2 separate regions of the Homo sapiens genome follow, and region 2 is linked to region 1. The links are chromatin loops, found by intact Hi-C in ENCODE. Cell type or tissue: Caco-2. All regions are shown on one strand. Links, peaks and the distances in the headings refer to the core of each region. The heading gives the core; the rest is flanking DNA. Region 1 overlaps OPCML (opioid binding protein/cell adhesion molecule like). Region 2 overlaps OPCML (opioid binding protein/cell adhesion molecule like).

What was found. Peaks named below come from ENCODE experiments on the same cell type or tissue, not always from the same donor. Only the 100,000 strongest peaks of a DNase experiment are listed, where the experiment ranks them.
Region 2: it touches region 1 in a loop (7-fold over the local background); 1 of 110 quality-filtered maps calls a loop at or near these places.

Annotation. Positions count from the first base shown.
Region 1 is chr11:133,132,175-133,137,551 of GRCh38, forward strand. All of the region lies in intron 1 of OPCML (opioid binding protein/cell adhesion molecule like), which reads right to left. Among named protein-coding and RNA genes, the nearest start is that of OPCML-IT1, 230 kb to the right of the region's middle. RefSeq lists a silencer at 2,420-2,714. In Caco-2, for the core only: a CTCF peak has its summit at 2,602 (motif pointing right); a DNase peak (open chromatin) is centred at 2,577.
Region 2 is chr11:133,227,606-133,232,982 of GRCh38, forward strand. The region is part of intron 1 of OPCML (opioid binding protein/cell adhesion molecule like); the gene reads right to left. Among named protein-coding and RNA genes, the nearest start is that of OPCML-IT1, 140 kb to the right of the region's middle. In Caco-2, for the core only: no CTCF peak of the experiment used is centred there; a DNase peak (open chromatin) is centred at 3,056.

The sequences.
Region 1 (5,377 bases), core at 293-5,292:
AATTTAACGCTAAGAAATACCAGCCCAATTAAAACATTGGCAGATGATTTGAAAAACACTTCACCAAAGAAGATACACCACTGGATAATAAGCCCATGAACAGATGCCTGACATCGTGAGTTATCAGGGAAATGCAAATTAAGACTGCAATGACAAGCCACTACAACACTATTCAAACAGCTACAATTAAAAAGACTGATTATACCTGGTGCTGGTGAGGATATGGAGGACTCTGTCCTCTCATACACTGCTGGTCAGAATGTAAAATGATACAACTACTTTGGAAAATAGTGTGACAGTTTCTTGAAGAGTGAAGCACACCTATTATATGAGCCAGCCATTCCTCTTTTAGGCATGTACCCAAGATAAATGAAGGTATACGCTAATATTCATATCAACTTTATGATAGCTGCAAATTGGTAGCATCCCAAATGTTGACCAACAGCTGAATGGCCAACCAAACTGTGGTGCACCGATACAATGGAATACTAATCAGCAATGAAAAGAAAGGACATATTGATACACACATTTGGCTGAATCTCAAAATACTTACGTTGAGTGAAAAGGAGCCAGAAAAAACAAGAGTACATTCTCTATAATTCTATTTACACAAAAAATAGAAAATGCAACTCATCCACTGTGATAGAAGCGATCAGTATTTTCCTGGGATCACAAAGGGAAGCAAAAAAAAAAAAAAACTTGGGGGACAAAGTCCACAAAGATACTCAGGGCCCAAAGATATGGAGATGGGTGGTCGGTAGACTGGCCAGTGGCGTTAGGGCTGGCATGAAGTCCTGAACTTTTCAGGAAGCTCTGTGAGGGCTTAGAACCAACGTCAGAGAAACCAGAAAGCTTATTTCAGGTTGTTTGGTGTCTAATAACTCAGAAATTAAAATTCTGCCTGCAAAGTAGGTCCCACACAGCCTGAAAATTCTCTGCTTTGTTAGGACTCAGAAGGCATGGCCTCCAAATGTTGCCTAATGATAATCAGGGCTGAAGTGGAATCAGATGCAACAGTTCCTGAGATCTGACATCATCCTTAGGTGGCCTCAGGCCCCTGGGTGGCAGGGCGGCTGGAGTCTGGTTCGGAAGCAGTGTCCTGATTGTGCAATCAGAGATAATTGGTTTCTAACTCTGATCCCATTTATTCTTCCCATCTCCAGCCAGGAAAAGCTGCCTTGGCTCCTTTGTTTTTAGCCTCCACATTTTCTTACTGTCAGCTGCTAAACATTTTCGTTTCTTCCATCTTCTGGCATCTTCTCTTGCCTACCTCATGCAGCCCTTCCCTCACCTTCGGGCTGCTCATCATTTACTCTCCTCTCCTTGCCCCCTGGGCAACACAGGCAGCCCGTTCTCCCCATCCCCTTTCCAGAAGAACCCCTGATCACCCTCGGAAAACGTGTCCCTTATGCCATCCCCCAGGAAGTGTAGTAGCTCCCCTCTCTTTCCCTTGAGCAGCAACTACAGAATCCACCCTCCCTTTGATTAATAACATCCCCTGCTGCCATGCTGTTTCTTTAAAAACCAACCATCCCTGTGTCTCTTACACCAGACTGCCAGCTTCCTGGGGTTTGCCTTGCCAGCCCCTTTCCCATCCACGAGTTGCCTGTGCTCAGTGAAAATGTCACTAGGCTTTTTGCATAAGCCCAAGTAAAGCAGAACTCATTCATTCGGGGGGGAAAAAGCCTAGGTTGCAATGACTTTACACATCAATAAGACATATGTATAAAGCTGTTCAAGTTGTTAATGATTCAACATGAAACATCCAATATCACACGGGACAAAGCACCTTACTAACCATTAATGAATACGCATACACAGAATATGAGATCGCTCCTGAACTCCTTTCAGCTGCCTTTGATAATACAGGCTCCTGTATCATCCCTGCCACATAATGAAAACCTCAGCCTGAATTGTATCAATGCAAATCACAGGAGCTGCCTGCAAGCTTGTGTATTATAACTTACCTGTGGGGCCAATAAAAAGATATCCCATTATCAGCCTTGTCCACTTAACTATTAATAAGACATTCCCAGGCCTTCCATCCCATGCCCCTTTCCTGCTCACATGACCAGCACCACAAAACCTGCTTCACTTCCCCACTTGCAGACTTAACTAGGGAAAGGTGCTCCGAGTGATTTGAGCATCTACAAAATGAAATCCACATAGAATAATAGAAGGGAGTTCTTCAGTGGTGCAAGGTCTTTCCTCCCAAACACTGGAAGTCCCAGGGACTGAGGCACCTCTGTCCTGAGCCACAGTCCTTCCATTTCTTCGGAAAGGCCTTCCTCAGAGTCTTAGGTGGGTGAGTGAGCTGCATATGGCCCCTGTGCTCTTGTTTCCAGGGCAGTGGAGGCAGGAGAGAAAGGGGAACTGGGCAGTCACCCCTTGGGGGATGACTCTTGGCCCTCTCTTCCTGCTGCGTCGCCTCGGCCATGGGCTCTCCTCCTGAAATATCCTCGACTTGCTCCAGGTCTTGTCCGCTGTCTTCCTTGCTCCAAGGGAACTCTTGCGTGAACCCTGCAAAGGAGCCCAGCCCACATCAAGCGAGATGAGCCACCATCCTGCTACGACCACCAGGTGGTGCTGTTCTCCCTGCACCCAAAGTCATTCATGCCAGGAGGGCGCAGAGAGCTCCCTGCACCCCAGCTACAAGGCAGCAGGAAACACCAGTAAGGTTCCTTGGCTCAGAGCTGTTGTGCATAATTACAGCCACTTTCTTTTACTTGTATTTTCTGGAGTATTTTTTCCATTCCCAGACTCTCCTCCTCTTCATTTCCTGGATATTGTTCTAGTGCACATTTTACACACACTGATTCCCTTTCTTTCTTGAAAACAGCCTCATATTCATTTTAGAATCAAGAGCACTGAATTGTACAATCACTAAAAGGAAATTTCTGGAAAAACTGCTCTGAAAGGCATTTTTCTCCCTGGTTAGCATATCTTGCTTTGGCTGGCACTCCAGTTTGGTTAATTAACAACGCATGGGCCTCTCATTTGATGGTATATTATCTCTTGTGATCTTCACAACAATATTCATAACAATAAATAACAGCTGAAGCGTTAGTGATCCCTGCCTGTTACTGAGGAATTTAAGACGGCACACTAGCCTTATGATTAGCATGTGATTGGCTAGTTAACTGTTGAGGTTCTACCAGAATCACACCCTTTGACTCCTGTTTCTGTCCTGTTTCTCCTTCAACAGCTTTGCCTCTTTCCTGTGCAAGAGGTGGGTGTGTTGATTCCTATTCTTTGCCCTCCATAGGTTTTTTTTTTTTTTTTTTTAACTGTTGGGACAGACTGGGTTTTGTTTTTGAGATAGGAGGGTTTCCTCTCTTAGGAAATGCTCTGCTAAACCTGTCCCTACCCAGTTGAATTTTCTGTGTGGGCGACCAACAATCTCCCATAGATATTTATAGTACTTTTAAAAGTCCTTTTCATTGTAATATTCTGTGTAATCTCCATAACAATTTAGAGTAGGGCAGAAGACTCCCAAAATACAGATGCGAAGACTGAGGCTCTATGGAGTTAACATTCCCACTAGAATGCGTTGGAGTGTCTATGTGCAGGATCCTCAAAGTAGCGTCCTTTTTCCACTCTGCTACCTCTCTCTACCTCAGTTGTCTCCGCAAATAGCGGAACCAAAAGTAGGCTTCTTTATTTTATTTAGGAAAGGACATGAAGGATAAGTTATCTTGGAACCACAAGAGAAACAAGAGGTAAGCAGAATGTAATTACCCAAGTTGGAAAGTTGCCATATGTAACAGCGGCAGAACTCCACTGTGGGACAAAAAAGCAATATTGACCAAGAAATACCATATTACCCTTCACAGACTCATTCTGATAGTTCGTTCTTCACCCATATTTATTCAAAAGACCTAAGAATCTAGCTATTTACTATGAGAAACTCATTACTGGCATTTGCAGATGCTCAGGGATGTAGTGTTTGAGACTGAGAGTAGGAGACACCTAAGAAAAATTAATAATGCATACAGTAAAACCCATTTAGGTTTCTATTTGTGAAGAAGGGCTCTTATGAGTCAAGATAGAGGAGTAAGAGTTTGGAATGATATGCATGAAGAGAAATACAGCAATGGAAGAGTGGGAATAAAGCTTTTGACTGTGGTGTCTATGCCTCTGCTGCCAAACTCAAACCCACCCTCAAACAAAGCAGAAGGAGCTTTTAGTGCAGAGCCCCAACTTTTTTCCCCACTTTCTAGAAGATGGAGTTTGCAAGCACTGCAGAGACAGACTGGGATCAAGGCTCCAGAAAGCAGCTTCCAGATCAATACTGAAGCCTTTGTAGCACACCAGGAGCAGAAAGTGTCTTGGAAGCATCTAACACTAAAAATAGAGCTGCTTCCTAATGGGCTGGGTTGGCTTACAAGAGGCAGAGGTGGGAGGAAGGGCATTCCAGGAAGAGGCGCTCCTGGAATCAGGCATTCAGGCTGGAAAGACTGAGAGAATAGGGAAAAGGAGAAAGGGTGGGGAATAGAGAGAGGGAAAGAGAGAGAGAATACGGGAGTGAGCAGGTGGAGCAAGAAATGCTACATTGGAAGTAAGATTGGAAATTTAGGATGTGGCTCGATTTCGAAGAACCTAAAATGTTGGGCTTTGTTAGTTAAGGAAATACCACTGCAGTTTCTATGTGCACGTGTGTGTGTGTGTGTGTGTGTGTGTGTGTGTGTGTGTGTGTGTGTGTTGGGGAAGGGGTTTTAATGTGTTTCATGGGGGTATTTTAGGGAATATTATTTTTCTATAGAAAGGAATGGTCATCAGAAGTCTACCTTAAAAAATAAATTATTTTGAAAAAATGGTTATGACGGATGCCCTCAAAAGAATTTGCATATTTGCAGGAAGAAAAAGGCCAAAAGGACCATTAACGTGAAGGATGGTTTTCTCATCGCTGGTTTAGCTCCTATTTAACAACAGGAAGCTCTGGGTACTTGTGGAAAGGTTCTGGGAAGTGGGGGGCATTTTTACAGAGCATTTGGCTGAGCCTCTCTTGAAAAACTCTTCTAAGTGTGTGTTTTTATTAATGATTTCAAGTGAACAACTATTCTGCCTTACTCCTGCATTCACTCTTTTGGAAGGCTGGTGAATGATCTTTGGAGATTTGTGTGTAAATCCTGTTCTTATATTTGCTTATTTATATTTTAACTCTACTTAAAATGGAGATTTTTACTTTTCTGCGGTTTTACTTAGGCACAGAGAGAAACAATGTGGATACAACACTTTTCTTCTAAAGATGTTGATATTACTTGCCATGTGTCTGTTTGCTTGTTTTAAATAGAGGACTGACTCATAGCACAGAAGGAATGTCAAGGAGTTCCAGATATCTCTCATGCATTAGGTACTTCAGTAAGAGTCAATATCA
Region 2 (5,377 bases), core at 128-5,127, 95 kb after region 1:
TCAGAAAATCACAGGATTTTAAATCAAGGAAAGAAAAAAAAAGGCCGTTCCATTCTCCCCCTCAGGCTGGATTCCCTGTTTCTTTGTCTGGAAATGCAGTGGCCCTCCAGGGTGAAGGGCATCTGCAGAGCAAAGCCAGACAGCAGCCAGGAGGCCACCTGCCTCCCCAGAGAGTGCCTTTTCATCGCCAGGAGCTGCAGTTACAGTCTCCTAGGGGTCCCAGCAAAGAAGCATTCGACTTAATCGCTAAGATGCCCTGCGGTGCAAACGCTGGGCCCTGTGACCACATGCAAAAGGAAGTTGGGTCAGGCTTTGGCCCAGAGCGCGACATGACCAGTGTCCATTTCCTGAGCAGCAGTGGAGTGCCCCGACCAAGTCTGGGAACCTGGGGACTCTGCCCTGAGAGCTGGGGCTGGGTTGATCCAACTTCTTAGGTGAGGTTTTCATCTTTATTGGGAGACCTTTGTCCTTGGGATGGGAGATGTCCCATTCATTAATTATTGTGCTGGCTCTGAATAATTGCGGCCAGAGACTGCTATGCTGGGCAATTTCCAGTTCTACCGTGGCTGCTGCCGTGACACTGTATACGTCTTTCACTGGTACCGCACTGCATTTTACAAGACATGGTCCCTTCACCCGCTCAGCTGTTCCCCATAATAACATGAGGAGGTGAGCATAGCAGGTGTTCACACCCCGGTTTTACAGACAGAAACAGTTGGAAACCTGGAGGCCGAGGTTCATAAAGGTTAAATGTGGTGAAGGTCACACAGCATACATAAACACTTAACAAAACAGGACTAGATTCCTAGTTTTCTGCTTCTAATTCCAGTTCTTTCCGCTATAGCTCATGGAAACAGAATCTCAGAGAGAGTTTTCAAACTCATCCACAGTCCCTTCAGCACCTTCGCGGGCCAGCCACAAGCCGAGGTGCCCGCTGGTGCTCAACAGCGCCAAAGCGTGTGGCCCCTCCCAGGACGCTGCGCCCTGCCGGGCCTCCCCGTCCTAGAGCTCTGCTTCTTGCCACCTGCCCCCGCTTGGGCTGCCCCTCCTACTGCTCTCGCTGCCAGGCAGCTTGGGGCCTCCCACGAATTTATGGAAGGAGATTGGCTCCTGCAGAGCCCCTCAGCACGGGCCCAGGAGGCTTCGCATGAAAAATGATTGCACCGCACACGCGGAGGCTGTTTAAACCTGTCACTTTAAAATATCCCTTCTCCTCTGCCCAAGCTGGGCCAAGAGGAGCAGGTCCAGGAAAAGGAAATCAGTTTAAAGTGACAGCCCTTAATTTCTGAAGCCAAACCTCAGCATTTGTGGCAGACTTTTTATGTGCTGAGGTCTCAATTTAAAACCAAAGTGTCCCAGTGGCACCGCGTAATTCTCGGTAAGTTTCTGCACCTTGTGCTCAGGCCTTCTTATCAGAAAAAATCCAAAACTAGGAAGAGGCTTCATATTCATCTTGGAGCAGGCCCAGCACAGAAGCAGGCCAGGGCATGAAAGGGACAGCAAAGGCCCCCCGGAGAGCCAGCTGGGCCTGTTTAATTGCTTTTCTTTTGTTAAAAGCTGCTGTTACCAGGTTGCCCGGGGCAAGGACAGGATGCTCAGCATTCAGTTAAAATACATTTCATGATTGGAGGGCAGCTCTGAACCAAAGCCTGGTTATTTCTTAAATACGGTAGTCCCCCGCTTTAACCGTGGTTTGGCATGGTCTGAAAATATTATTTGGAAAATCCTGACCAGATCAATTGTCTTGGTATTGCAGTGTTTGTGTTCAAATAACTCTTATTTGACTTCGTAATGGCTCAAAACCTGTCAGTTTGAATATGTCAAAGAGAAGCTGTAAAGTACTTCCTTTAAGGGAAAAGGATTTTCCTTTTCCTGCTAAGATTTTTACCCAGAAGCAGAAAAATGAACAATTTAAAGGATTAAAAAAGAAAAGGGCTCCCAATGCATCCCACCATGCATTTTCCCTCACCGTTCTCAAATTAATAGGAAGACAAAAAAAATTGTATGCTGAGGTTACCAAGATCTACAGTAACAACAAATCTGTGAAACTGTAAAGAAAAAAAAGATGTACATAGTATATGCAGGATTTGGTACCGTTGGCAGCTTCAGGCATCCTCTGGGGGGCTTGGAGTATATTCCCTGAGGGTAAGGGGGAACTGCTGGACAAGTTTTCAGCATCCCACAAGACCGCACTTTGTTTTCACTTCTTCCAGGAAGTCTTCCCAGACCTGTCCAAAGCCTTTACTGTGCGCAGTTAGTGCGTATTTCCCTTTCAGTTTTATTGTGTGTGTGTGGATGTACATGTGGCGTGAATACATCATTTGTTGTCTAATAAGCTCTACTGTATGCACGTATTCTCACTTACGTGCCCAAGGCAATAGCTTGACTCTATTAGATATTTCATAAAAATGCCCTACTTAGATTTTTATCCAGAAGCAGAAAAATGATCAATTTAAAGGATTAAAAAAGAAAAAGCTTCCCAATGCGTCCCACCATGCATTTCTACTCACCGTGGTCTTAGAGTTTAGTTCCAAGGACACAGTTAGCTGCTTGGTGATACTTGTTGAATGAATGAAGAACTGAATACATTTTCGCATTTGTGTGGAAACACCACTCGCCAAATTCAGTGGAAAGGGGAACACTCATCTTGGCTCATGGTGTCATGAAGCGTGGTGATGCTGGTGGGGCTCATGGGCAGAGGTACAAATGCTAAGTGACAGCCTTTCATAAGCCCTAGATTGTGGCAAAGGCATTCACCCTCCCACTCCTATGGTCAAGGCGAGGTGCTGGACAGCCAGCTGCTGTCACTCGTTTCTATTTCTGCCTCCCCTTTCTCAACTTTCCTGTAGACCCAGAAGGGATGCTGACCTAAGGAACAAAAGCACAGGCCTTGAACCCTAACTGAAACAAGAGGTTTTCTCTCTAGTCCCCCACCACACCCAAACTTTCTTAGTTTATGAAGTTATTACTTTTAACAAGACCTTATCTGGCACTTCGCATTCCTAGAATGTTTGGTGGCCATAACTCAGTTAATCAGTCGCACGCAATAAAAGGCATCATAAAAGTAGATGGCATGCAGACAGTGGAGCAGCCTCAGCCTGGCCACCCCATCACAGCACCTCAGGGCCAGCTGGAGCCCATTTCACTGAGGACAGGCCCATTTTCCTGAGCTGTCTACTTTCGCAAAGTGCCGCATTTCCATGTTGCAGGACTCTGCTCCAGGGCTCTGCAGATCTGGCACTAGTATCCCCACTGTTTCTGAAATGTGGACAATCTGAGTGAAGAAAAGGGAGAAGAAAAGGGAAGGCAAATACTTCTGGGAGCCTGTGATTCAGACACCGGATCTGCCACCTCTCATAACCAGGGAGGGTGTGCAGGGCGCTTTCCACACATTTGCAAACAGATTTAATAATAAGGGGCTGTCTGCCTCAATGTGTCAAATTCCCCGCTAGCAGCACAAGAGAATATCAAGGAAGGAGGCAGAATGAGAAGCAATGCAAGGTCATGAGCTCTCCCTTTGTCTGTTCTAACATACGATATGATTTTCCTTCAAATGGAGATTTCATTGAAGCATAATCAGCCACCTAAGGAGTAGCTGCGGATGAAACATTTGAGGATAAAAAATTAAGCTCCAGCTTGGATACAGCAAGTGACTCTCCTCTTCTACCGCTTGATGAGTAACAGGCAGTGTAGCAGCATGGGGAAAAGAATGGCCCCTGTACCCCAAAACCCAAGATCAAATCCCTTCACATGTCATAACTGCTTAACCTTACTGACTTTCAATTCAAAAAGAGGGGGTGAGAGTTGGCAGCACAGGGCAGTCTGCACCCCACGGTGTTTTAAGATTCCTAGGTGAAGATGTCACGTCTTGTTGGAAAAACATTTCATTGTAATTTTAGGGCAGAGCTCTCCTGAGATCCCAAGTTGAAAATGGCATCATCTCCCATCTGTTTTTGGCACCTCTCACAGCACCTAGCTCAGTGTTAAGCACAGCAGATACCTCCCAGCAACATGTTGATGAACACAAGCAGTAATTGAGACCTTAGGCTCTGAAGTCAGACTTGCAGCTCTTCACCAGCTCTGTGACCTTGGGCAGTATGCATAACCTCCTGAGATGTGGTTTCCTTCATGGGGTGATAACTATACCTACATTACACATGGATTAAATGAGACCACACATGTAAAGAACATGCAACCAGTAAGCCCTCCATGAAGATGAGCTCTTATTGTCAAAGGAGAAGGGGCAAGGAAAGTAAGGAGAGGGGAGGGAGAAGCAGGCAGGGAGTGGGGAAGTCAGTAGATTAAAATGGACACATGATGTAAAAGGCTTAGGATCCTACAAGGAAGGGCAATGGACACATGATGTAAAAGGCTTAGGATCCTACAAGGAAGGGACTCCCCAGCCTCCTCAGGAAGGACGAGGGAGAGGAAGAGAGATGAAACAAATTCACTGAAGGCTGCTGGATTTACTCAGAACTCTGAACTTTTAGTTGCCTTGAACCTCACCATATGCCCCCATAGCAGAAGGCATGACCCAGACAGACCAAAGGCTTTGTGAACCCAGCCCCAGTGGCTCCCCAGATGTCCTTCAGCAAGAGTGAATTTCTAGTGTGGGCAGCTCCGTACTTGGTTCTCAAGGAAAAAAGATAAAAACTACTCTTTGATGAGAAACCATACGGTGTGGTAGAGAAAGCGCAGAGTTTAGACTGAGGTCTAGTTTTAAATTCCTGAATTACTCTGAGTTTCTCAAAGAGGTAATAAAATCTCCCAGTTTCTGTTCCTTCATCAGAGGTAGAACTATGTCATAGCTTTATTGTGAGGCATAAGTGACATGAAAGAACATGGAAACAATGTGCAAAGTGTGATGCATTATAAAGTCATGACAGTTATTAGGACTTGGAGTAAAGTGAAGAGAATGTAAGGTTATAAAAGAAGAGATTCCAGGTGTGAATCTCATGTGAAATTAAAAGAAAAAAAAAACCACCTCACTCTTCACTTTATCCTGTTATGTGACACAGCACATGCACACACACATGCACACCCACACAGGCTGGTGGTGAGAAGACATTGTGACATTGCTTTGATGGATTTACTTATTTACTTATTAGATTATTTTGAGCATCACAACTTCATAAATGTTTCAAATAGGAGAGAAAAAGTGGGGGAAAGAGGAGGGGAAAAGCGACCCTCACCAAACAGGTCGGACTGCCACCAAGTGAATAAAATTACCTTCTAATCAAATGCATCATTAAAAGTACAGACATTAGATCCCAGTGCTGACAGCTTTATGAGCAAAGCATTTGCAGTTAATTAGAATATACTGCCTTTGTAGTTGGGATGGCATCAGGGGTGCTGTTTGACTCCAGCTAAATAACAC